Regions from separate parts of the Homo sapiens genome. Here all the other regions are linked to region 1. The links are chromatin loops, found by intact Hi-C in ENCODE. Cell type or tissue: OCI-LY7. All regions are shown on one strand.

Evidence for each region. A loop is a pair of places that touch in the nucleus more often than their neighbours do. Peaks named below come from ENCODE experiments on the same cell type or tissue, not always from the same donor. Only the 100,000 strongest peaks of a DNase experiment are listed, where the experiment ranks them.
Region 2: it touches region 1 in a loop (10-fold over the local background); 2 of 110 quality-filtered maps call a loop at or near these places.
Region 3: it touches region 1 in a loop (10-fold over the local background); 2 of 110 quality-filtered maps call a loop at or near these places.

What each region holds. Positions count from the first base shown.
Region 1 is chr2:110,744,487-110,752,486 of GRCh38, forward strand. All of the region lies in intron 1 of ACOXL (acyl-CoA oxidase like), which reads left to right. Among named protein-coding and RNA genes, the nearest start is that of ACOXL, 16 kb to the left of the region's middle. RefSeq lists an enhancer at 3,999-4,258. In OCI-LY7, no CTCF peak of the experiment used is centred here; a DNase peak (open chromatin) is centred at 4,175; H3K4me3 peaks cover 632 bases.
Region 2 is chr2:110,854,018-110,862,017 of GRCh38, forward strand. All of the region lies in intron 10 of ACOXL (acyl-CoA oxidase like), which reads left to right. Among named protein-coding and RNA genes, the nearest start is that of ACOXL, 130 kb to the left of the region's middle. RefSeq lists an enhancer at 5,237-5,754. In OCI-LY7, CTCF peaks have their summits at 622 and 864 (motif pointing right); DNase peaks (open chromatin) are centred at 934 and 4,534; H3K4me3 peaks cover 1,786 bases; H3K27ac peaks cover 496 bases.
Region 3 is chr2:111,703,132-111,711,131 of GRCh38, forward strand. No RefSeq gene overlaps it. Among named protein-coding and RNA genes, the nearest start is that of MIR4771-2, 64 kb to the right of the region's middle. RefSeq lists enhancers at 2,119-2,904, 2,905-3,688 and a silencer at 2,741-3,035. In OCI-LY7, a CTCF peak has its summit at 3,633; DNase peaks (open chromatin) are centred at 960, 2,270, 2,860 and 3,520; H3K4me3 peaks cover 3,817 bases; H3K27ac peaks cover 5,484 bases.

The DNA of each region.
Region 1 (8,000 bases):
CTGGTGGTAATTTCTTTTGCTTCCTCATCAAGCACAGTATCAGTGAGGTAAGCACTTGTCCTTACTTCACGTCCCCTCCCTACATTACCTACAACCTTCTCCCACAGTTGACCAGTCACTTCACACTCCTCCCACACTTTGCCATAGGACCTATCTTGTAAACCCTGGAGGAAGCCATTCAGGCATAGCCACCGTCTGGCCACAGGAGTTGGTTCAGAAACAGTCATGTGACCTGACTGTAGTCAATGAAATAGGAGGGGAGGAGGTTTTTTGGTGTGCCGGCAAAAGACACTTCCTTGCTTACTTGCGAGATCTGTCAGAGGGGCATACTCTCTCATCTTGGAGAGGGTGGAGTTTGAGTATGAAGCTAGCCCTGGTGCAGCCATTTTGTCATTTTGAGGGAGACCACCTCTAGGATGAAGTGGCCCATGGAGGCAGAGTAGACAGACACTAAGTTCTAGGACACACTTGAGCCTCAGAATCAAACCTGCTCTGAAGCCTGCCCCAAGTTTGCCTTGCCAGTTCCCTGAGGTAGCAACTGCCCTTTACCGTTCAGGTTAATGCGAGTTGGTTTTCTGTTGCTTGCAACCCTAAGCACTGTTATTAGCATAAGTAGTTGCTCCTGTTTCAGTTGCAGAGTCAGAAATGCAGCTCACATTGGCCTCAGGTGTGGAGGCTGGAATCCAGGTGCTTGGGTGGCACTTTCAGGAATCCCCTGACCTGCTCTCTTCCTGTCCAGACAGGCCCTGTCCACCTCGTGGCCTTCAGAGCTATGGCACATGTGCAACAGCTCAGCAGCCAGGCAGGAAGAGAGGGACCCTTTTTGGTTTTCAGCCTGACCAACCCAGCTGGCCATTGCTCTTCCTTGCAGTGGTCACTGGGGCCAGGAGCAAGGATTGGCCCAGTCTAGTCAGTGTCTGCCCACACCAGAAGGTGGGGGGTCAACAACCAGCATCATGTAGTTTGGGCAGAGGGAGTGGGTGTCTGCAAGGGAAAATGGGTGATGTAGCTCGGGGAAGGGACAGCAGATGCTTTCCCTTAGTCTCTGGACCATTCTAGTGATTGAAGTAATGTCACAGAAGAGAGCCCGGGAAGCCACAGGTCAGGCATTTCTGCCTTAAATGGGAAGTTAGTGGGGGTTCTACTACCTTCCTTTTCTGTGACTTTGATCTGAAGATCAGCAATATTTTTGTTTTTCTGGGTAGACGCTTGCCGACTGATTCCAAATGAAAATATTACCCGTGCAAGGAACCAATGTCTGACTAAAGAGATGAAGTGTCATCAATACCCATTCCTCACTGCTTCTGAAAGTGGCTGCAATTCTGAGGAAACCTGGACTGGTTTTCTAGCTAAAGTCATTCTTACTGTGTCTTGAGAGTGCAGAACTTTGATCTGCACCATAGTCAGGGAAAGCAGCCACCTCTGCCCCTTTCTTTTCCTGCAAGGGGACTGGAGAGTCTCCTGTCACCTCCTGTTAGTGTGTATCATTTTTATTTTTCTTTACCCTGTTGCACTGAGTGTTGATAGTATCTCTTCTCTTTAAGTCTCTTCTCTGTATCCTCTACCTTACAACGTCAAGGCTGGCAAGATTTATACTCTGTTCTCACTCTACAAGTAAAGCTTTGCCCATGGGTTGAGACCAGGAGTTGAGAATGGTGCTTACCCAGATTACAGCTGTAGACAGATGTTGACTGCAGAGCTGAGCAGGGGACTCCGATTGCCGTCCTTCTCTTCATAACAATGCCTTTACGGAACATATGCAAACCTCTGTTTTTTTTCAACAGTGTCTATGGGCTTATTGTGAATGCTGCAGAAATCACTGAGACCCCCAGATCCCTGGCTGTTCTCTCTGCCCCTCCTGATAGCCATGGGAGAATATTGACTCAACCTTTCCTTTGTCCCTAAGTGATCTCAGACCCCAAGATCCAACTACAATTCAGATTGTAGTTGGCCCTTGAGGGAATCGCCATGTCCACCTTCCTACTTCCCATTTACTTGTAAATGGACAAGTAAGTGCATGAGTGGCTCCCAGATTCCAGCATGGGACCCGGCTCCTGGGCATGTTGCCTGCCTCCATGAGGGGGCTTCCTCCACATGTACGTCGAATGGATTTGTTGTTGAAGACGATGAGTTTGCACCGTAGACGCCTGCAGAATTGGTGCACAGTCACGCTCCACCATGAAGGAAATAATGTATACAGTGGTCTCTTTCCAAGACAAAGTGCCTTAAATTGACTTAGGTCAGCGAACTACCGAAGAAACAGGATATACTAGGCCCCTGCTTAAATAGCGGATGCCTGCTTGTCGGCCTCCCCCTTTCCCCCTCTTCTCCCCCCGCCCTTTAGTTGCCTTCACCTGAACCAAAAAAGTTTAGTCTAAGATGAAAGCTTACTAGTCTCCAAAATAGCTCACTTTATCTGTTCTTATCAGCCTGCCCAGCTACTTAGGTCATAAGTCAAATGTACTTGAAGAGCCCTGAGCTAACTAGGATTGCAATGTACTGTGGGCTGAAATAAAATGCAGCAAAAGAACCCTAAAAAAGACATCTAAAGCCCCTACCCAACAATCAGTTGGTGACATCCAGGAAGATTGTGACCCCATAGTACTCAACCTATGAGGAACTGGGGGAGGGACCTGCACACTAGGGGATGAATTGCTTGTTGAAACTGTGCTGGGTCTGCCTGCCTATCAGACGCCTGATCTTACAAGACTGTCATTAAAAGTCTCACTTTGGCTGTTTTCTGGGTCTCTGAGTCCATTCTTTGGGTTTGGATGGGTGAGTTTGTTTCTAACAACTAGAGACATCCTTTGGGTGACCAATTGCATCATATTTAAACGACAGCCAGAAACAAGGAGCCTGCAAGCCAGCAGACTCAGCCATCCCATGGGCAGAGTGCAGCCTCAGGAGGGAGTCAGGCCTGGTTATATCCATTGGCCACAGGACTGGGTGCATCCTCTGGTGTGTTTAACAGCTGGGGCTGCACACCCACTTTTGTTTTCTCAGCTAGCCTCTCGTGTGCCATTCTAGCCACAGTGTCTCCTAAATTCACACTATAAAAATAACCGTCCTCGTTTCAAGCAACAAATTTCATTTCTAAGCTGATCACTTTCCTGGAGGTTGGGACCCTGTGATGACCTGAGTCAATCAGACGTGCCCTGGGGCTGGGCAGTGGAGTGACCTACCTCAGAATCCTGGCAGGGGAGGAAGAGCCACCAGCAGTGTCTGCCAAAACCGACATACCTTTACCTAGTGAAGAAATGTTTTTGTGTTTTTTTTATGGCTTGTGTTGTTGTCTTAGGAGGTTATATCTGTTTGCATCTCTGCTCATGTGGTCCTGTTTCTCCCTTTACTTCCTGTCTGCTCCCTTCCAGCCCTTTCTACCTTACCACCTCCTCCCCATTCTCTCCTCCTGGGGGCCTCCTCTCTCTGCCCACATATGCCCCTCTTATTGGCATCTGCAGAGGAATATGGTTCTCACTCTGTCTTCTTGCCACCCCTGCAGCTCATCCTGACAGTAAGTACAGGTAGTTGCTGCACTAAAGGTTTTCTTCTGCAGAAAACAACCATGCCATCCATCCCCTGTGAGGCGGCAGAGCCCTGGCCACGTGGGGCTTAGTGATAATGTGAAAAATTTCTCTCCCTGTCTTGGTGGGACACTCCTGCTCCTCTGTCTTCTATGCTAGAGTCTGAGCTCTCTGAGGAGAGGAATGGGCCAAGGTATCTTGGATTCTTCCTACTTAGCGTGGTGCAGGTGCCTAATGAAAACTTAAGTAAGGAGGCAAGGAAACAAGGAAAGATGGGAGAAAGGAAGGCTGGAGAGGGAGTGTCCCTTTTCCTCACTGCACTCCGTGGAGTGCCCAGGATGCAGGGGGGTGGATTGGAAGTGCCTATCAGGCTTTATCTCTGGTGCAGGGGATCTTTTCTTCCTCTGCCTCCCTTTTTCTATCTCCTGAGTCTTTCTTCCCTGCTACCTTTGTAGACTTTGCCAATTAGCAGCTGTACATTTCCCCGGCTGAGTGACTTCACAACTGAAATTAAACCACAGTACTTAGAAAGCCCTGTCTTCGCATTTTCTCAGTCTCCCTTGCTGGTTCAGAGCTTGCAGTGTTTGCCAGTTACCACAAGATGATTAAACAGTTTCTGTTTCCATTCACCATCAATTCATCAGGCTGTGCAGGTGGCTCCTGGGAGTGGGGTGAATGCTTTGGCGGTAGGAGGTTGAGCTGTGGGTGCAGCTGCGGTGTTTATGCAGCTGTGGTGTTTACTAGAAGGCAGATGGTTTCTTTGCTCTCCGCCTTTGGGGATTTGTTCTTCATGCCCACCTGTCATTTGTGTGACTGCTTGGCCGTGGTTTCACCTTGTTGGTGTTGGACATAAAGCATTTTTTATTCTTGCCGTTTTCAACAAGAAGAGAATGCTGTAGGGAATTATCACAGGCTGAATCGGAGGTGTTTCTGGAAGCAAACTTGCAAAAGGGACCAGGAAAAAGGGGCAGGTTATTAAAGCAGGAGCATGCTGTGAAAGCAGCTTGATTTTGAAGTTCGTGTTGATGCTTAATTCCAGAATGTCTGTGCTACCTGGAATCATTCTGTGGTCGAAGGGTGGACACCTAGGGTGTCCCTGGTCATGATGGCATTCAAATTTGGTATCTGAAGATGTGTTTTCCACTAGATCAAAATTGATTTTTGATTTAGATTTTGAGAAAACCATGCACAAAGACTGTTTTTAAAAATGTTTCAGCTTTTTGTTTTCATTTTTAATGCACAAAGGTCATTTTGTTGTTTGTGTTGCCTTGGCTATTCCTTCTTTTTAAAATAAACTTTTTATTTTGCAATAATTTTCAGTGTATAGAAAAGTTACAAAGCATAGTACAGAGATTTGCCATATATCCTCCCCTGTTGTTAACATCTTACACAACCATAGCACATTTGTCAAAACGAAGACAGCAGCATTGACAGGCCGGACAGGGTGGCTCACGCCTGTAATCTCAGCACTTTGGGAGGCTGAGGCCGGTGGATCACTGGAGGTCAGGAGTTCGAGAGCAGCTTGGCCAACATGGCGAAACCCTGTCTCTACTAAAAATACAAAAACATTAGCTGGGCACGGTGGCGGGCACTTGTCATCCCAGCTAATCTGGAGGCTGAGGCAAGAGGATAATTTGAACTAGGGAGGTGGAGGTTGCAGTGAGCCGAGATCGCGCCACTGCACTCCAGCCTGGGTGACAGAGGGAGACTGCATCTCAGAAAAACAAAGCAGCATCTATTAAACTCTAGACTTGGTTTGTATTTCTTTAGTTTTCCCACTGGTGGTCGATTTCTGCTCCAGGGTCCTATCCAGGATGCCACACTGTGTTTTGCTGTCACACGTCCTCAGGGTCCCCTGGTCTGTGACAGTTCCTCTGTCTTTCATGCTTTCCATGACCTGGCTGTTTTGAAGAGTACTGGTCAGGTGTTTGTCAAATGTCTCTCAATTTGGGTTTGTCTGTGTTTTCCGTATGACTAGACTGGAATTATGGGTGTTGGGAAGAATATCCTGAGCATCACATCGTATTAGTGAGTACATTCCATCGACATGGCTTATCCCTGGTGATGTTTGTAGTGCTTGTCAGGTTTCTCCACTGTACAGTTACCTTTTCCTTCTCTGGAAACTAGTCATTCAATCTGTCCAACATTCAAGTTGGGTGAGTGGGTAGGTGGGGCTAGTTAAGCTCCATTTTCTGGAGGAGAGAGTATCTACACAAATTATTTCTTATAGGAGGTTGATCTCTTTCCCCCATGTATTTATTTATTAAATCATTTACTTATATCAGTATAGACTAACATGTTTATTTTATATTTTGGGTTACAATCTAACAGCACATTTTTGTTGCTCAAATTGTTCCAGCTTTGGCCATTGGGAGTTTCGGGCTCATCTTATATTTTCCCTGCCCCTGTCCTAGAATCAGCCATTTATCCAAGGAGCCCTAGTTTCTTTTATTTGAGAACGGTATTTAGAAACCAACTTTTGTGCACAAAGTTCTTACTTAAGAAAACAATGGCCCTACCATAATTCCATTTCTGATCATCTACTTTTTTCCACTACTATATATATACATATATATACATTACATATTATACATATTATATATAAACATATACATATTATATATAAACAAATACACATATATTTGTGTGTGTATGTGTATGGGTGTGTGTGTGTATATATATATATATGTATAATTTTTTTTTTGAGACAGGATCTTGCTCTGTTGCTCAGGCTGGAGTGCAGTGGCACAATCCTGGCTCAGTGCAGCCTTGACCTTCCAGGCTCAAGTGGTCCTCCCACTGCAACCTCCTGAGTAGCTGAGACTACAGGTGCCCCACTAATTTTTGTATTTTTTGTAGAGATGGGGCTTCGCCATGTTGCCCAGGCTGATCTTGAACTCCTCAGCTCAAACGATTCGCCTGCCTTGGCCTCCCAAAGTTCTGGGATTACAAGTGTGAGCCACCATGCCTGGCCCCAACACTTTATATTTAAAAATTTAGACATGCGGCTGGGCGCGGTGGCTCACGCCTGTAATCCCAGCACTTTGGGAGGCCGAGGCAGGCGGATCATGAGGTCAGGAGATTGAGACCATCCTGGCTAACATGGTGAAACCCCATCTCTACTAAAAAAATACAAAAAAATTAGCCAGGCATTGTAGCGGGTGCCTGTAGTCCCAGCTACTTGGGAGGCTGAGGCAGGAGAATGGCGTGAACCTGGGAGGCGGAGCTTGCAGTGAGCCGAGATCGTGCCACTGCACTCCAGCCTGGGCGAGAGCGAGACTCCGTCTCAAAAAAAAAAAAAAAAAAAAAAAAATTTAGACATGCACAAAAATGGGAAGACCTTGACATTGAGGATCTTTATATCCACTACCTAGATTCTGGCATTAACATGCTACTATACTTGCTTTATCACGTATTTGCCCATCTATTGATCTCTCTATTCACCATATCCCATTTTTGGGTTTTTGGGTGCATTTCAAAATTACTAACATAAATATTCTTCCCCCTAAATAACTCAGTGTGCATACTGCTAAGAAGACTTCAATACATGCCAGATCTTTTTCATTTGCTGTAGAACTTCATACAATGAAATGCAAAAATCTTAAGTGTACATTCTCAGGGCTTTGCCAAATATATACACCTATGTAACCCAACCCCTATCAAAATACATAGAACATTATCATCGCCCCAAAAAGTTCTCTTATACCCTTGCCAGTCAACCCTTGCCTCCACCCTCCTGGAGGTAACCACGGTTGTGTGTGTTTTTCACCCCAGTATTGGTTAGTTTTGTCTGTTTTAGAACTTATTATCAGAATCACACAATTTGTTGACTCAACATATTTTAGTGGTATATTAATTCAATTTAATCTTGTATAACGATGAAAATGAATGAACCACAACTACAACAGATACTAAAGATGACTCTTAATTAGCCATTGCTAAGTGAAAGAAGCCAGACACAAAAGAATACATAGTAGATAATCCCATTTCTTTTCTTTCTTTCTTTCTTCTTCTTTTTTTTTTTTTTTTCCAGATGGAGTCTTGCTCTGTCTCGCCCAGGCTGGAGTGCAATGGCACGATCTTGGCTCACTTCAGCCTCTGCCTCCTGGGTTCAAGCAAGTCTCCCTAGCTGGGACTACAGGCATGTGCCACCACACCTGGCTAATTTTGTATTTTTAGTAGAGACAGGGTTTCACCATATTGGCCAGGCTGGTCTTGAACTCATGACCTCAGGTTATCCATCTGCCTTGGCCTCTCAAAGTGCTGGGATTACAGATGTGAGCCACCGCACCTGGCCTATTTCTTTAATATTCAAAATACAAAAAATACGTTGGGCATGTTGGTGTACTTATAGTCCCAACTACTTGGGAGGCTGAGGAAGGAGGATCGCTTGAGGCCTGGAGTTCAAGACAAGCCTGGGCAACATAATGAGACCCTGTCTCAAAATAAATAAATAAAAGAAGTAAAAAATAATTT
Region 2 (8,000 bases), 110 kb after region 1:
TGTCTGCCTTTGGTGACCCTGGTGGGAGTACTATCACAACCTAAGGGTGATAAAGGAAGCACTCGATGCTCCAAGGCATGTGTGTGCATGTCTGTGTGCGTGTGCATGTGTGTGTGTGTCTGTTTGCATGTGTGGGGAGGGTGTGCCCTGCCCTTCAGGCTGTGCAGCATGGGCTGGCAGCAACTTCTGAGGGGAAGAAGAGAGGGGGAAGAAGAGATTTGCAGGCACACAGTGGGTAGAGGATATGATTAGCATTGTTGGTACAATTTCCAGGCATCTTCTGCCTGTACCTCTTTGTGATCGTCCAGGCAGAACCTACCACATCTCCATGAAGGAGGCAGGATGTGGAGGTTCCACACCAGGTGGACTTGGGGATTCAAACTCAGGCCTCTGACTCCCAGCAGAAGACTTTTCCCCAAAGTGTGTCACCAACACCACCCAGGGTGCTGGGATGGTTCCCTAGGGCTCAGAGCCTTGATTCAGCCCCAGCCCCCAAGGAGGGTGTTTGTTTGCTCTCCACCAGCAGGGGGATAAAGTGCTGTTTGGAGAGTGTCAGGGCTGGAAGGGCAGGCCATGCTCATGGAAAATTTCCCTATTTAAGTAATGACTGAGTAGGTTTATGGAAGAGCATTAAGGAGACTTCAGGTGCAGGGATGATGTGGCAGAGGCCATTGAGGGCCACCACCTGGCAGAGATCTGGAAAGCTCTTGCTTAACCCAAGGGAGAGGTGGCCCTTCTCAAGCAGAGGGACCAGTTTCTATTTTCTCCCTTGAAAACAAGAAGGAGACAGTGGCCCCTGTCCTCTGGCATGGGGTCAAGGATGCAGAGATTACTGCTCTGCTCAGCCTAGCACCCCACCTCCACCTTCCCTGGAATCTGTCCCACCTGATGGCCAGCAGATGGCCCTGGGGAGGAAGCTACCAACTCTTGCTTTAAGAAACTGTCCCAGTTGAGAGAATTGACCTACCCCATGGGACTTGTCTTGTTTGAAAGGAAACCTTTGAGAGTCTTCTTTTAAATCACATGTCTTCTGTGATGAGTGTAGGTAGGAAAAAAGGAAACATTAGGTGTTGGAGGCAAAACTGCTCATATGGAGGAAAATCGTTTCATCTTTTATACTTCTTACATCTTTTTTGTATACCTGAAAGCAAGTGTAGAAGAAAAAAACTGATTCTGCCAGTTGGCAACAGTTATTCCTGACCTTAAAACTAGTCTTGATGTGGAGGAGACATCAGTGTGCAATGCTATAGATGACATATTGCTTAAACGCTTCCTCATTTAACTGTCATAGCCCCTAAAATGGGTGTTACTAATTTTGTTTTAGAGATAAGGGCACTAATGCTCAGAGAGGTTGAGGAGTTTGTCCGAGGCCACATAGCCATTCAATAAAGACTGTGTTCTTTCTAGTGTATTAGGAATCTCTGCTGACCTGGGCAGAGCTGTGAATATGAGATACGATTTGAGAAAATGCACCAAACAAATCAAAAAGCAACTTTACAGGAGAAGATACAAGGATGTACCTGATTGCTTGTCAAAGAAATAAAAATATATGATATGTACTGTGAAATGCAGTAATTTCCCTTTACCCAATGCTTCACTTTCTGTGGTTTCAGTTACCTGTGGTCAATTTTGTTCTGAAAATATTAAATGGAAAATTTCAGAAACAATTTATTAGTTTTAAATTGTGTGCCATCCTGAGTAATGTTGTGTCCGGAGTTGGTTTCTGCTGGTGGGTTTGTGGTCTCTCTGACTTCAAGAATGAAGCCGCGGACCTTCGCAGTGAGTGTTACAGCTCTTAAAGATGGCTTGGACCCAAAGAGTGAGCAGTAGCAAGGTTTATTGTGAAGAGCAAAAGGACAAAGTTTCCACAGGGTGGAAGGGGACCCCAGCGGGTTGCCGCTGCTGGCTGGGGTGGCCAGCTTTTATTCCCTTATTTGACCTCTCTGATGTTCTGTTTCTGTCCTATCAGAATGCCCTTTTTTCAATCCTCCCTGTGATTGGCTACTTTTAGGATTCTGCTGATTGGTGCATTTTACAGAGCGTTGATTGGCGCATTTTACAAAGCACTGATTGGTGCATTTTACAATCCTCTTGCTAGCTACAGAGCGCTGATTGGTGCATTTTACAATCCGAGCTACAGAATGCTAATTGGTGCATTTTACAATCCTCTCCTAAGACAGAAAAGTTCTCCAAGTCCCCACTCGACCCAGGAAATCCAGCTGGCTTCACCTCTCAATATGATGAAATCTGAAGCCATCCTGCTCCATCCCATCCTGAATGGAATCCTCCCCTTGTCCAGGTTACCCACCCGTTAGTCACTTAGTAGCTGTCTCAGTGATCAGATGGCTTGTCATGGTGTCACAGTGCTTGTGTTTAAGTCATCTTTATTTGACTTCATATGTCCCCAAAACACAAGAGTCGTGATGCTGGCAATTGGGATATGCCAAAGAGAAGCCATAAAGTGTTTCCTTTAGGTAAAAAAGTGAAAGTTCTCGACTTCATAAGAAAAGAAAAGCAATCATATGCTGCGGTTGCTAAGATCTACAGAAAGAAGGAGTCTTCTACCTGTGAAATTGTGAAGAAGGAAAAAGAAATTTGTGCTAGTTTTGCTGTCACACCTCAAATTGTAAAAGGTACAGCCACAGGGGTGATAAGCACTTAATTAAGATGGAAATTAAATTTGTGGGTGGAAGACATGGACAGGAATATGTCTGGTTGGCAGTGGGGTTCAGTACTCTCCCTGGTTTTAAACATTTAGTGGAGTTTTGGAATGTATCCCCGGTACAGAAGGGGGACCTACTGTAAAAGCCAGAAGACCCTGTGTGCAAAGAGAATATACAATGTAAATCCCAACTCTTGTATGGGATTCCAAGGACATTGATTTTTCTAAGACTCAGATGATGCTGTTAAGACTCTCTGACAATTCTTTGTGCTTTGGAGTCTTATTCATTCTTCATTCATCAAACAGTTATTTCGTATCAGGTAGGATGCCTTTAGCTATGACCCTGGCTTAACTATTTTAGATAGGAAGTGGATTGTTTTCTCTCTTAATGATTCCTGAAGTGGGGCAGTTTCAGGGTGGTTATTTCAGGGGCTCCGTGACACCTCAAGGACCAGAGTGGCTTTGATCTTTCTTCTCTGCAACTCAACATGTCAGTTTTGTCTTTGACCGACTCACTCATGGTCACAATATGGCTGCTGAGGTTCTTGCTCTCACATATAGATGTAGAAGATTGAGAAAAGGGGGACCCGTGTTTTCCCATATGTCATTTTTTAGCAGCATGGAAACTTTTTTTCCGGAAACCCTTCAAGAGACTTTCCTTCATCTCTCATTGGCCAGATAAACCCATCCGTCCATTCCTAAGGCCATCAAAGGCAAGAAGCATTGGGGTGACTGTGATTGGGTTAGTTAGTGGCTCCATAGAGAAGAGTAGGTTACATGAGCAGACTTAGGACTTTATTACCAAGGATGGGAGGAAGAGGGTTTGGGCCAACAACTGGAAATCTTGCTACACGTTTAAAAAATATTTTTATTATGGAAAATTTTAAACACGAGGGAGAGTAGCATAGTGGATTCCCTATTATTTGTCTCTTAGTTTCTACAATTATCAACATTTTGACAGTTTTAGTTCACCCTATCCTCCCTTTTATCTCTGGCTAGAGTATTTTATTTATTTATTTATTTTTAACATAGTTTTTGTTGATTAATTGATTGATTGATTGATTGAGACAGGGCCTGGCTCTGTTGCCCAGGCTGGAGTTCGGTGGCCTGATCTCGGCTCACTGCAACCTCTGCTTCCCAGGCTCAAGCCATCCTCTCACCTCAGCCTCCCGAGCAGATGGAAGCATAGGCGTGTACCACCACGCCCAGCTCATTTTTGTATTTTTTGTAGAGACAGGATTTTGCCATGTTGCCCAGGCTGGTCTTGAACTCCTGGCCTCAAGCAATCCACCCACCTCGGCCTCCCAAAGTGCTGGGATTACAGATGTGAGCCACTGTGCCTGGATGCTGGCTAGGGTACCTTAAAGTGCATCTCAGATATATATCATTTTTTAGGTGCTCTGGACATATATCGAGTACCTGCTATCTGCCTAGTTACAGCCAAAGAAGATATCTGTTTCGGGGACAAGAAATTAGTGAAAACTCACTGGTATTAGCTACTTTTTGCTGCAAAAGACAAAATTCCCTGAAACAAAGGAAAAAGGCAATATCCAGGAAATGGAGTTTTCTCCAAAGCTTTTGTTTGTTCTGGCTGCATCTGACATCCTTTCGATGTTAGAGAACAGGTGTCCTGGGAAGTCCGGGTGGGGAACAGGGGATCCTTCCTACTCCCCGAGACAGACGTGGAGCTGAGTGGAAGTTCCGCATCTCGTTTGTCATTTCCCTTCTCACGCTGATGAGGCCAATGCTTTCTAAGAGTGGGTTTTGGTTGGGTGACACTTGTTTCTGCATGTTAATAGATTTCTGGGGTAAGATAAAGCTCGGTGATGTCACCTGCAGGTGTGTGAGCCTGTGGTAGCAGTCTGCTGCCTGACATTTGCTTCACAAGGCGTTGCTAGCCACATCTGTCCTCAGCTGTGAGAGTGTCTGTATGCACCAGCAGGCTGAACAGAGAGATGTTTGTAACCAGAACAGAGAGTCAGATGTAACAAGCTGACTCTGGGCTGCGTTGCAAACACATGTACTTTCCCTATGGCGTTAGCTGATTCGATTTAGTTATGGAACAAAATACAAATGTTATTTCTTTAAAATATCACGGTGCCAGGCAGAGTATATTTCCTTACACCTTTTTCTGAGTTTCTTAAGCCCACCTGTTTTATTACAGGTTTAAAAGACCCCTCTTCCTCTGTGTGTCTCAAACAGGAAGCCTGCCTTCTCATTTTCCTTCAGTTTTGAAATATTTAATCCTTTGAAGAGAGTTTGCATGCTTCGTGCGAGGCGGTACCTTTGTATATAACACAATAAAATTCGCCACTCATCTACATGCGTTTCTCCATTTCTATATGACAATTAAAGGTCAAATTGCAAAGTTGAATCAGTTATAGCTCTGCGTTTAGGATACGTTCAACCTGAGCTGATTTTATCTGCCTGGGCTTTGTAAAATGTTAGTATTTGCATAGTGAGTTTAAAAACAGAAACCTTTTGCATAACCATATTTGAAAAATCCAAAACAAAGAGAAAGAGAATGGACTGATGATATGAAAAGATGCCATTTGACCGGACGCTGTGTAGTCTGGGTGGCTTTTGTGGCAGTTGTGCTGCTTCTGAGCGTAGCTTTCTAGAGTGTGCGAGTGGTGGCTAGATGTGCTTTGTTTCGTGTGCTGTGCATTTCAGTGCTATGTGAGGATCCATCTGACCCCAATACATTTTATTTGACATGCACAGCTGGGTTGCTGGAGGATAGTTCAGGCCATTAACAAGAAGGCAAAAGAAAACACAGACAATCTATTCATCAGAACACTATGAAAGGGAGACTTATTGGGGCAAGCTCTGGCAAGAGCACACCTGGAGGAAGGAGAAGGAGGAAAACCAACTGGGTGCCTAGGGAGAAGGGCGGAGGAAATGCAGCTGCTGTTGACGGCAGCCGGCTGCATGGAGAGGGGCTTTGCCAGTGGTGAAACCCGATTCCATTTCCAACTTGTGGAATCGTATTTTAGGATGCTCTGCAAACAAGAGGGTTGGATGGCAGACATAAGGTCTTATTTGCTGAGGGGTCTTTGCTCACCAGGCGCTTGGCACCCCAGCAGGACCCCAGGCTAAGGAGTGTGATGCTCACCTTGCATCTGAGGGTGGCAACCAAGTTCCTGGCCTGTGGGATCAATGCTAGGACTCCCCAGGCATCCCTCAGACTCACCGAAGAGGGAAGAGAGGAGGCGGCTTCTAGAATCCTTGGAAAGCCATTTCCTTGCCCTTCTTCAGCCACAGAGATGCCCCAGTAACCTCAGCCCGGTTCTCACAACCTGCCTACTCCCAACCCTGTCTTTCCCTTCCTGCTTCCTATCTGTGACTTTGCAGCACTGGTTTCACATTTTGTGCTTTTATCCAGTATAAGATTTCCATTTGTGTGTGCTGTGGGGTTGTCGCCTAAATAGCCTTTTTGTTTTTGTTTTGAGGTGGAGTCTTGCTCTGTTGCCCAGGCTGGAGTGCAATGGTGCCATCTCAGCTCACTGCAACCTCTACCTCCTGGGATCAAGCAATTCTCCTGCCTCAGCCTCCCAAGTAGCTGGGACTACAGGCACCTGCCACCACACCTGGTTAACTTTTGTATTTTTAGTAGAGACGAGGTTTCACCATGTTGGCCAGGCTGGTCTTGAACTCCCGACCTCAAGTGATCCATTCGCCTTGGCCTCCCAAAGTGCTGGGATTACAGGATTACAGGCATGAGCCACCGCGCCCAGCCTTGAATAGCCATTTTCTAATCCTGTGTAGAGACCCAGGAAAAGGCTCCACCGCAGCTGCAGTAAGAGGCTGGGGTGTCTGTGCATCACCTTGGTCATTTGGACCTTTTCGGAGTGGCCACTCTGAGCCTGGCCTGGGCTGAGACATTGCTTGCTGTCCCCAACTTGCTTACTGGTCTTCGGGAAAAGATCAGTGTGTGTACTTAATTCACCACGATGAATCTTGGTGCAGAAGATGGAGTGCCTGGGGTACCCAAGAGCCTTCCTTTCTGGCCAGAACTCTATCCAGATCTTCAGTGCAGAGACCAGGAGCTTTGGAGAGAGAGACTCGAGTTCATGTCTAGGTGATCTGCTGCAAGTCAAGCACATGTGTAGAAGAGCACTCAGGAAGTGGCAGCCGGGCTTATCTGCATCTGGGGACCACAGAGGGAGCTGGTTGTTTAACACGGCCCCCTGTTATCCACTGGTTCCCCTGTTCTCACAGATCGGAGTCCTGCTGGAAGCGAGTGTTACTCTATTGAGCTGAAGTCCACAATAAATCCTACAAGAGCTTCTAGGAGTAACAAGGCATACGCCTGTAATCCCAGCTACTCGAGAGGCTGAGGCATGAGAAGAGCTGAGGCACGAGAGTCACCTGAACCCTGGAGGCGGAGGTTGCAGTGAGTCGAGATCATGCCACTGCACTCCTGCCTGGGCAACAGAGTGAGACCCTATCTCAACAACAACATCAACAATAACAACGGTTTTATTTCAGTATTGATTTTTACAGAATCCTGACTCCCAAATCAAACCAGTTTCCACACTCATCAGGCATTTTCAGAAACCTCTGACTTTCTTTTTGCTTGATTATAAAGCTCAATGTAAATTCTACATCATTAAAAAAAATACCAAAACAACAAAATCTTGACAAATACCACTTGACAAGACTGACTTACAGACAACCAGTACTAAAAACCCAAACCACTGGAAATGCATATGGCTTTTCCCGGTGGGACAGAAAATTCAGGTGCCCATTTAGTTAACTGAGCTCTGGGAAGGCCTGAATGAACACTGCTCCCTGGCTGCTTTCAGGGCTTTATTTGTCCTATTCCCCCCACTTCCCCTCACATAGGTTCTGCTTCTTGACCTGGAACGGAGAAACTCAAAATCTAACCCCGGCTATGTTGTTAAATGGTGAACCTTTAAATTCACACAGGGTAGTTGATGGGAATTTCAAAACACGGGGTTAAATTCTGCTCCTACAAAGATGGAACAAAAGCTCTCTGTCTTTTGGAGGTCGCTAATCCGGTGTTTGCACCTTATTGTCACTACGTAATGTCTGAAAAACTTGGAATTATTTCCAATTAGTGGGTTTCAGTGGATCTTGCTCTCTGAGCTGTTGACCCCTTGTGTTTGTTTAGCAGGATTTTCTCACCGGGCTGCACCTTGCCCAGCATTGTTTTGCTGTCAAAGCCTCTGAACGGCTCCGGGTGACCCCCGCAGAATTGTCCATGTAGTGTCGTGAGACTGGGGGAGCTGTTGTGAATTTTGTGATGACAGATGGCGGAAGCATAAAAGGCACCTCCACGGGCTTTGTGAAAGGGGATTTGCTCTCTCAGAAC
Region 3 (8,000 bases), 960 kb after region 1:
CAGCCTGGGCAACATGGCAAGACCCTGTCTCTACAAAAAAATACAAAAATTCACCGGGTGTGGTGGTGCACATCTGTAGTCCCAGCTACTCGGGAGGCTGAGGTGGGAGGATCGCTTGAACCTGGGAGACCGAGGCTGCAGTGAGCTATGATCACACCACACTGCACTCTAGCCCAGGCCACAGAGTGAGACCCTGTCTCAAAAAAAAAAAAAGAAAGAAAGAAAGAGAAAAGAGTAAATGCTTCTCTTCTGTTGGTAGTTCCTGAATGCCCCTGTCATCCCCATCTCCACTTCCCTAAGAACCTTCAGGCTCCGGGAAGCTTGACAGCAGCTCCTGTCACGATGCCTCATTTCATCCACTACCAGCCACAGATACATCCCTGTGAACCTGGCACAGTTTCCTGTATACGGTAGGCACTCAATTCATGCTAGTCAAATCAACAAACCTTAGGAGTGGCCTGTGTGGATTTTAGGACCCTTGTCCCCCTCTAATCCTGGATTCTCATTGTCCCTGCACAGACAACAAATGCCTCCTAGGCATTCAGAGGCTGAGCAGAGCCAACTCTGCCTCGGTGAGTAGTGAGCGTGGCCAGCAGGGCAGACATCCACCAGCCATCCTCACTCAGGCCCTTGGAAGCCTGTGGGCTCCCGGCACCTTCCCTGTGCCAGGAGCCCTGAGCCCTGGGCTTCCCCAGCCAGACAATAAGCCACCCTTGTCTCTTCACCATGGGCCTCTGCAAAGCACAGGCACTCCCCAAGTGTGGGAATTGCAGAGATGGAAGGAGTCTCTCATTTGCCTCAAGGGCAGTTGCGACTGGCGTGCGGCCTGTCCTGATGAAGTTTCACCCTTCTGGCGAGGACATGCTGGTGAGGACATCAATTTAGCCACAAGCCAACTTGCTTGGTCATTTATGACAGCTGGCTTTGCCCAGATGGCTCAGGGCTCACCTGCAGCCACTGTTAGGGGACCTACAAGGCACCAGCTTCAACTTCCCTTCACACAGGCAATTCACACCTCAGGGAGGCCCAGGGAAGGGCCCACGAACACCCTATCTGATATACATAAGGAATCGGAGGTGAGGATGTCTCCTGAAGTGACGGGTGATGCACTCTCAGGCTTTCCACCCTGGACTGCCTCTTCTTCAAAAAGAATAAAACAGATTAATCCAACAGATGAACTGTCTGCTGGGATCTGGGCATGTCCACAGTACTGGGGACACAGCAAGATACAGAGCAAAGTCTGCCTGCAGCGACTGCACTCGCCCACCTTTGCAACTGGTGCCTCCTGGAGAGCAGTTGGTTGCAGTGAGGTGCTGACCACCTCCCTCAGAAATGACTTCAGCAACAATCACCCCGAGTGTCTGACTCACCGGCTGCTCTGGTTCTTCCCTGCCAGCCGCAGTGGCACAGCAAGGCAGCAAATCTTTGGAGCTCTCGGCCATACAGGACAGAGCACAAGTACCCCATGATTTCCAGGAATTCCCACAGCCTTGGGGTCTGGTTTGGTGAAAGGGGATGGGGAAGGCTATGCCCTGAGCAATCACTATTCGGCATTACAGTCACCTGTGCTCCAAGCTGCAGAATACAGCCCCACTCCTGTTTTTGTTTTTTCTTTTAAAAAACACTTTGTTTTTCTCCACCCAATTTTCTTTTTAAAAATTTTTTTAAAGAAATTAAAAAAAAAAAAAAAAAAGAGCAGGCTGGGCGTGGTGGCTCATGTCTGTAATCCCAGCACTTTGGGAGGCCAAGGCAGGAGGATCACTTGAGCCAAGGAGTCAGAGATCAGCCTGGGCAACATAGTGTGACCCCATCTCTACAAAAAACTGAAAAATTAGCCGGCACATGCCTGTCGTTTCAGCTACTTGGGAGGCTGAGGTGGGAGAATCGCTTGAGCCCAGGAAGTCAATGCGGCGGTAAGTTGCTGCGTTCGTGCCGCTGCACTCCAGCCTGGGTGACAAGAGCAAGAAACTGTCTCAAAAAAAAGAGAAAAAAAAGAGTTCCTGGTCTGTTTTTCTGGCAGATCCCAGCCATGTCCAGGCCCAAGGCCCAGGACTCAAACTGGTGCCTCCATTTCCTTTGATCCCTGTGCAGAATTGCACAGACTTGCTTTGAGCCAGATTCCCATTTCTGATAGTCTTTGCAGAAAGCCTGAAACTCATCCTTTAAGGCCTAAGGACTTGAGGGAAGCCTTCAGCACCTGCAGCTGGGGAGGCAGGAGTTCTTGTCAGTCTCTTGGTACTGGTAACGGGCAGTGCACACGTTGACGTTAATGAGACTTAAAAAGCTGCAGCATCTGGCTGCCTGGCCAGGTGGAAAGAAAACCCACAGCAGCATGTGGACGAAGGCACTGCCTCTATTTCCCTCCAGAAAGCAACACAACTCAGGTGAGAGCTGCCGGCTCACCTGGCTACACATACAAAAGCAAAGCCAAGATCCAAGCACACACGCTTATTCCAAGGTGGAAGTTCATCTCCAAAGCTGTGCAGGAGGGTGCTAGGGGCTGGCGCAGTAAGTAAGCAATTCAAATTAATGAATTGGCTGATTGACTCCAAGTTCGATTTAAATTCACAACAACCAGGTTCTGTATTTGTGCTCAGGGATGCCCCATCCCTCTCACGGGACTGGCTTCCGGCTTCTTCCAGGGTTTGCTCCTTATTCCAGTTAGGTATTCAGTGTCGCCAAGCCAGGGCAGCCTCGTGACTACAGTGAGTTGCTAACAGCAGGGCAGCACTGTTTCAAACAGACACCCAAACACCTGTTTTTCTTGTTAAGTAAAAACAAGTTAATAGTCACAGCAAAACCATGAAAGAAAACCACAAGTGACCTAAGGATTTCTGACTCACCCCCAGCCTGGGTACTTTGTGATATTCCACCAAAAGCATCAGCCACCTGCAGCTGCCCTGAGAACTGCTGATCAGCAGTCCTTTTGTCTCTCCAAGTCAGGGTAATTACCCATGTGTGCCCTGCCCCCAGATGGCTCTTGCCTTCAGAAAAAAAGAACAGAGAAAAAAAAACGAAAACCACCTTCCCTCTAAGCCCAAGTGACTAAGAAAAGCTGGCAGGGACCCTCCCTCAGACCATAATGGTGGGAAACCTCTTGCAAAACAGTTTTCTCTGCAAGATAAACTGTCTGTTCCCAGCAGCCAAGTGCCACACCCGAGAGAGGGTGAGAGGTTTCCTTTAAGAAGCCTCCAGAAAACATCATGAACAGTTGCTCCCCTATGCACTAGGAATAACTGTGAAGAGTTACACCCTAATAAAGATTTTTTTGTTCTTTTTTTATTTTAAGTGTAGCCTCCAGGATAGGCCCAGCATCTGCACTATTCTAGAAACCAGTGCTATGGAGCTCCAGCTCAGCCTAGACCTGGTAACCTCCTATGGGCAGAGGGACGGCCACACACCAGGCCCTGTCCCTGTTTGATCACTTACTGTCACAAGTCTAGCTGTCCAAGGGGGCGCAGGGACCTGTCAGGCCTCATAGCCATTCTAGAAGAGGTGGCCCACGTGAAAGTTGTCATGCTCTGTGTCACATAGCTCAGGTCTTGTGGTCCCACCTGGAAGGAACTGGGACTGGGCTGCAAGCCAAGGCTGCCTTCTATAGGCTGAACCATGCACAAGCGGCAGTAGGCTATGAGTTGCCTGTTCCCAAATGGTACCCACTAGGCTGCCTTGCCAGGGACTGGGACCCTCTGACCCCACCAGAGTCTCCTTCTCAGCAAGGGCAGGCGAGGGGACAGCCCCACTTCATCTGCCCGCAATACCCTTGTGCCTCCTGAGCCTCCATCCACCTGCAAGTGCTGTGCCCTGTGCCCGGCTGGGCTCCCTATGAGCCCAGGGAACACCTCTGCCCTCTAAACGACCGCCAGTGGGCACAGTGTTCAGGCCATGCTGCCAAGGCAGCAGCTAGGAATTCAGGAATTCAGAGAAGATGCGAAGGACAGAAATATGAAGGGACTGCTGGGGCACCAAGGTGAGGAGGGACAGGGTTGCCAAACCCCATGTGTAGGAGCCACTGTGCATCCTGCCCGTGGGACAAGCACCACCTGAAGACGCAAGAAGACCTCCCTCAGTTCGAGGGAAAATATCTCCCCCAAAGGCCCCCATACATACTGAAAATCTCTTATGATAATCACCCCTAGTGATTCTAGGTCACTGCCTCTGCTCCTGGATTGCTCAATCTGTGGGACGAGGCACATGGAAGGTAACATTCATTTAGCAACTCCCAAGCTTTTCTTTTTTTTTTTAGACCGAATCTTGCTCTGTCACCCAGGCTGGAATGCAGTGGCACAGTCTCGGCTCACTACAACCTCCACCTCCTGGGTTCAAGCGATTCTCCTGCCTCAGCCTCCCAAGTAGCTGGGATTACAGGCGTGTGCCACCATGCACAGCTAATTTTTGTATTTTAGTAGAGACAGGGTTTCACCATGTTGGCCAGGCTGGTCTTGAACTCCTGGCCTCAAGTGATCCACCCACCTCAGCCTCATAAAGTGCTGGGATGACAGGCGTGACCCACCGTGCCCAGCCCTCCTAAGTTTTTCAGTACACTTCCAATATCAACTTTTCCATCAGTGATTCCAACCACTCAAAAGGTGGACAGCCTGTAAGCCCATTTTATAGATGAAGGATGTGATGATGAGTGAGATTAAGTAATGTCTGCAGAGCCACCGAAGCCCAGATTCAACCCCACGGACATCAGCCACGACAGCCCATGGCTCTGTGGTGTCACACACCTGCAGCAGGACACTGTTTCTCACATTTCTACTGGCACCTGGCACCGGGCAGATGCCAGCCTGGGGGACAAGGCACCTGGAGCGTCTAATGCTTGACCTTCTGCCCTGGTCCTGGGCCCTCAGCTGTCTTGGGAAGAGGTGGCAATGGATGCCTGGTAGAGGTTTTGACCCCTGGAGGGTGCTCTTTGGACACCTCCTGGGGTGACATTCGTCACTTCATTTCATTTCAGCATCACGAACATTGGCTGAGCGTATGGCTGGCTCCAGGCATCGTGTTTTTAGCTAAGACCTTTCTACAAATCTTTTTTATGGTTATTTAAAGAAATAAACCTAAATTTGAGGATCATTATGTTCTGCTTCACTGGCACTCAGAATCTACTTCACCCAGGAGCTCAGAACTCAGCAGTTAGCAAGAAAAGTAGCCTCTGAACCCGAACAAAAGAGAAACATTACTGCAGAAAGCCAATACTTCCTCTCAGGACACCCTAAGGACTGCCTTCCCAGAGTCTGTGTACTTACAATTACGTGTAAAGTGACAATTTTGATGTTCTTCAGAGAGAGAGTCCAGCCTGACCTGAGCACGCTTGGAACCTGCTGGCTGTTAACTGGGTACAGAGAAAAGTCAGAAGAAACGTCAGGAATTCAGGAGTCCACACACCTGCTGGATGTTACTGCTCACCACAGCTTGGGTGATAGGCATTGGGTCATTATGGTTCCCATCAGATCTGACACAGGTGCATTCTCAACACTCATTCATTCCCTTCCTCCGTTGTGGCCTACGGCTCTGTAAGCAACAAGTCAAATCTCAACCTCTCTCTTCATCTCATAAATCACAGAAAGAATGTGCAATGAATAAATGGCCTCCTCTCACCTCCACAGCCCCCAGCTGAGGTTGCTGGCAGTTGCTGGCAGCCTCAGGCATGTGTCTTTGGAAGAACTATTCTGGAAAACAATTTGGCAATCTGGGTTTCAGGCCTTTATAATAAAGGAATTTATATCCCTCCACCTGGCAATAACCCTTCTGGCAAACCATGGGAAGGAAGGAGTCAGAAACTTGGACTTCTTTTTAAAGATGTTCATTGAAGCTTTATATATAGTTGTAAAAAAACTGGCAACAGTGCATCTGTCCCACAATATGGGAACAGTTAAATAATTATGGCACTGCTATAAGATGGAATCTATTGTAGCAACTTCAAGATGGTGTTTTTCAAGACTATTTAATGATGCAGAAACATAGTTATATGATGCAAAGTGGAAAGCTATAGTACAAAATTTATACACAACGAATTCCAAAACAACAATAAAATTACACATATATGTGTATATACAGAGAACTGGGAAGAAATACAACAAAATGTCAAAAGTGGGTATCTCTGGATGGTGAGATTATGTTTCATTTTTATCTTCTCTTTGCCCCTCTATTATTTTCTATATGTTGACTTTATAATTTTAAAAAGCTACTGAAAAGAAATTTCTACCAAAAATTATAAGAAAAAAATGTTCCATAATAAATGGTTCAAAGTTTGCGTTTTTAGAAAATGTTCTATGTGGAATTTTAGTTAAACATGGCTGTAAAAATCAACAGCTCTTGTCCTGGTCTGGCTTTGCTCTTGCAGAGCTGAGCCTGGTGCCCAGTGCCAGCCTCTGGTTCCTGTTCCCAAGAGCAAAATGGGGCAGGGACCAAGGGCGAACAACAAAGGATTGCAGTAATTCTGGAAACTCAAAACAAAATGTCTCAGCACACCTGACTTAGGACAGCGTCTTTTGAGATTATTTTTTTAAACACTGTAATAAATGGGTTGCAGGAAAGGGTTATATAATTACTCTGTTTACACTGAGAGATTTAAAACAAAGAAAAAGTGTCAGGTATAAGCCACAGGATACATAAAGTTACTGACAGTTCATCCTCCCGGTGTGGAGCTTGAAGAAAGCAACAGCTTCCATCTCACAGGACATCTCTGACCACCTGGAACACTGGTTGAGGCTTCTGAAGCCCCATGGCTGCAGCAGAGGGGGCCAGAGACTGGACAGCATGTCCCTGATGGAGCAGCAAAGAGTGTGCTCTCTAGTAAGAAGCCCAGCAGCACTGCCAACATGTCCCTTACATGGGTGCTTTTGACTCTATTTTGACTCTACATAATCATCTGCATGCCCCTAGAGCCCCCCCACCTGGCTTCTTCCACTTGCCCTTCACGTGTTTAGATAAGGAAATTGCTTCTCCAATGCAGGCCAAGGAATTTGGCCTTAGACTTACGCATGCCCCAAATATCCTGACAAAGCAGTGCAAGAAAGCCCCTGTTGCTGATACAGAAGCCCCCAGGAAGGGTGTTCTGCACCCTCACTCCTGAGCTTCTGGAAGTAAGGGACATTTCTTTCTGTGGTCAGCCTGGGAGTCAACCCAAATCCACGGGAAGGGGCAGCATTCCAGCCGGCCTGGAAGCGTCCATCTATGGAGTGAGCTAGGCCATCACAGCTCAGGGAATCCTGAGGGAGACTGCTTAGAACTCCTGCCACTGCCAGGATAACGTGAAGGACTCCCTCAGCCTCTTCTGCTCTGCGGGCTGCAGGGTCTATAAAATATGTCTCTGCCCACTGCCTTTCCAGACATGGGGCTTGAAGGCAACTAAACCAGATCATGAGTGAAGCCTTCGAAGAGTGAAAAAGCTATGTAAATACAAGGGATTTTCATATTTTGAAAAGCTTTTTTCAAGCCACAGAAACGAATAAGTCTCCAGATATAGTCATTGGTGACTCTTACAGGTGGATGTAAGAAAGACTCTTACAGGTGGATGGAAGAGGTGGATGCTTCCTGCTCCAAACTGAGGAAGGGAGGGAATAACAGGAGCCATTCTGCTCCCTCCCAATGCTGGCCACTTTGCTCAGCCAAGGCCGGCTCCTCTAAAAGCAGAACCAGGGTGCCAGGCACAGAGGAAGGGAGGGGGCTGGGAGTCAGCTGGGCTAATGACAGCGGCCCAGGGGAGAGGGGAGGGGAGGGCCAGGACCCTGGTGGCTGCTGGGACATGGCAGGTTCCACGACAGGGAAGGATGCAGACACACTGCCCTGTGTTTCTCACCCACAGGGAACTTGCAACAATTTCAGTTGCAAGTTTACAGCGAGGTTTGGTTTTGAACTGAAGCTCTTCTGGATGCCATGTTTTGGAAGCTGGTGGTAGGGCCGAGCTCTGCGACTCTGCTGCCTGAGGCTTTCCCTCCTAAAGCAGGCCTCAGCAGAGGCTGCTAAGGCCAAGGTCAACAACATGCGCTTTGCAG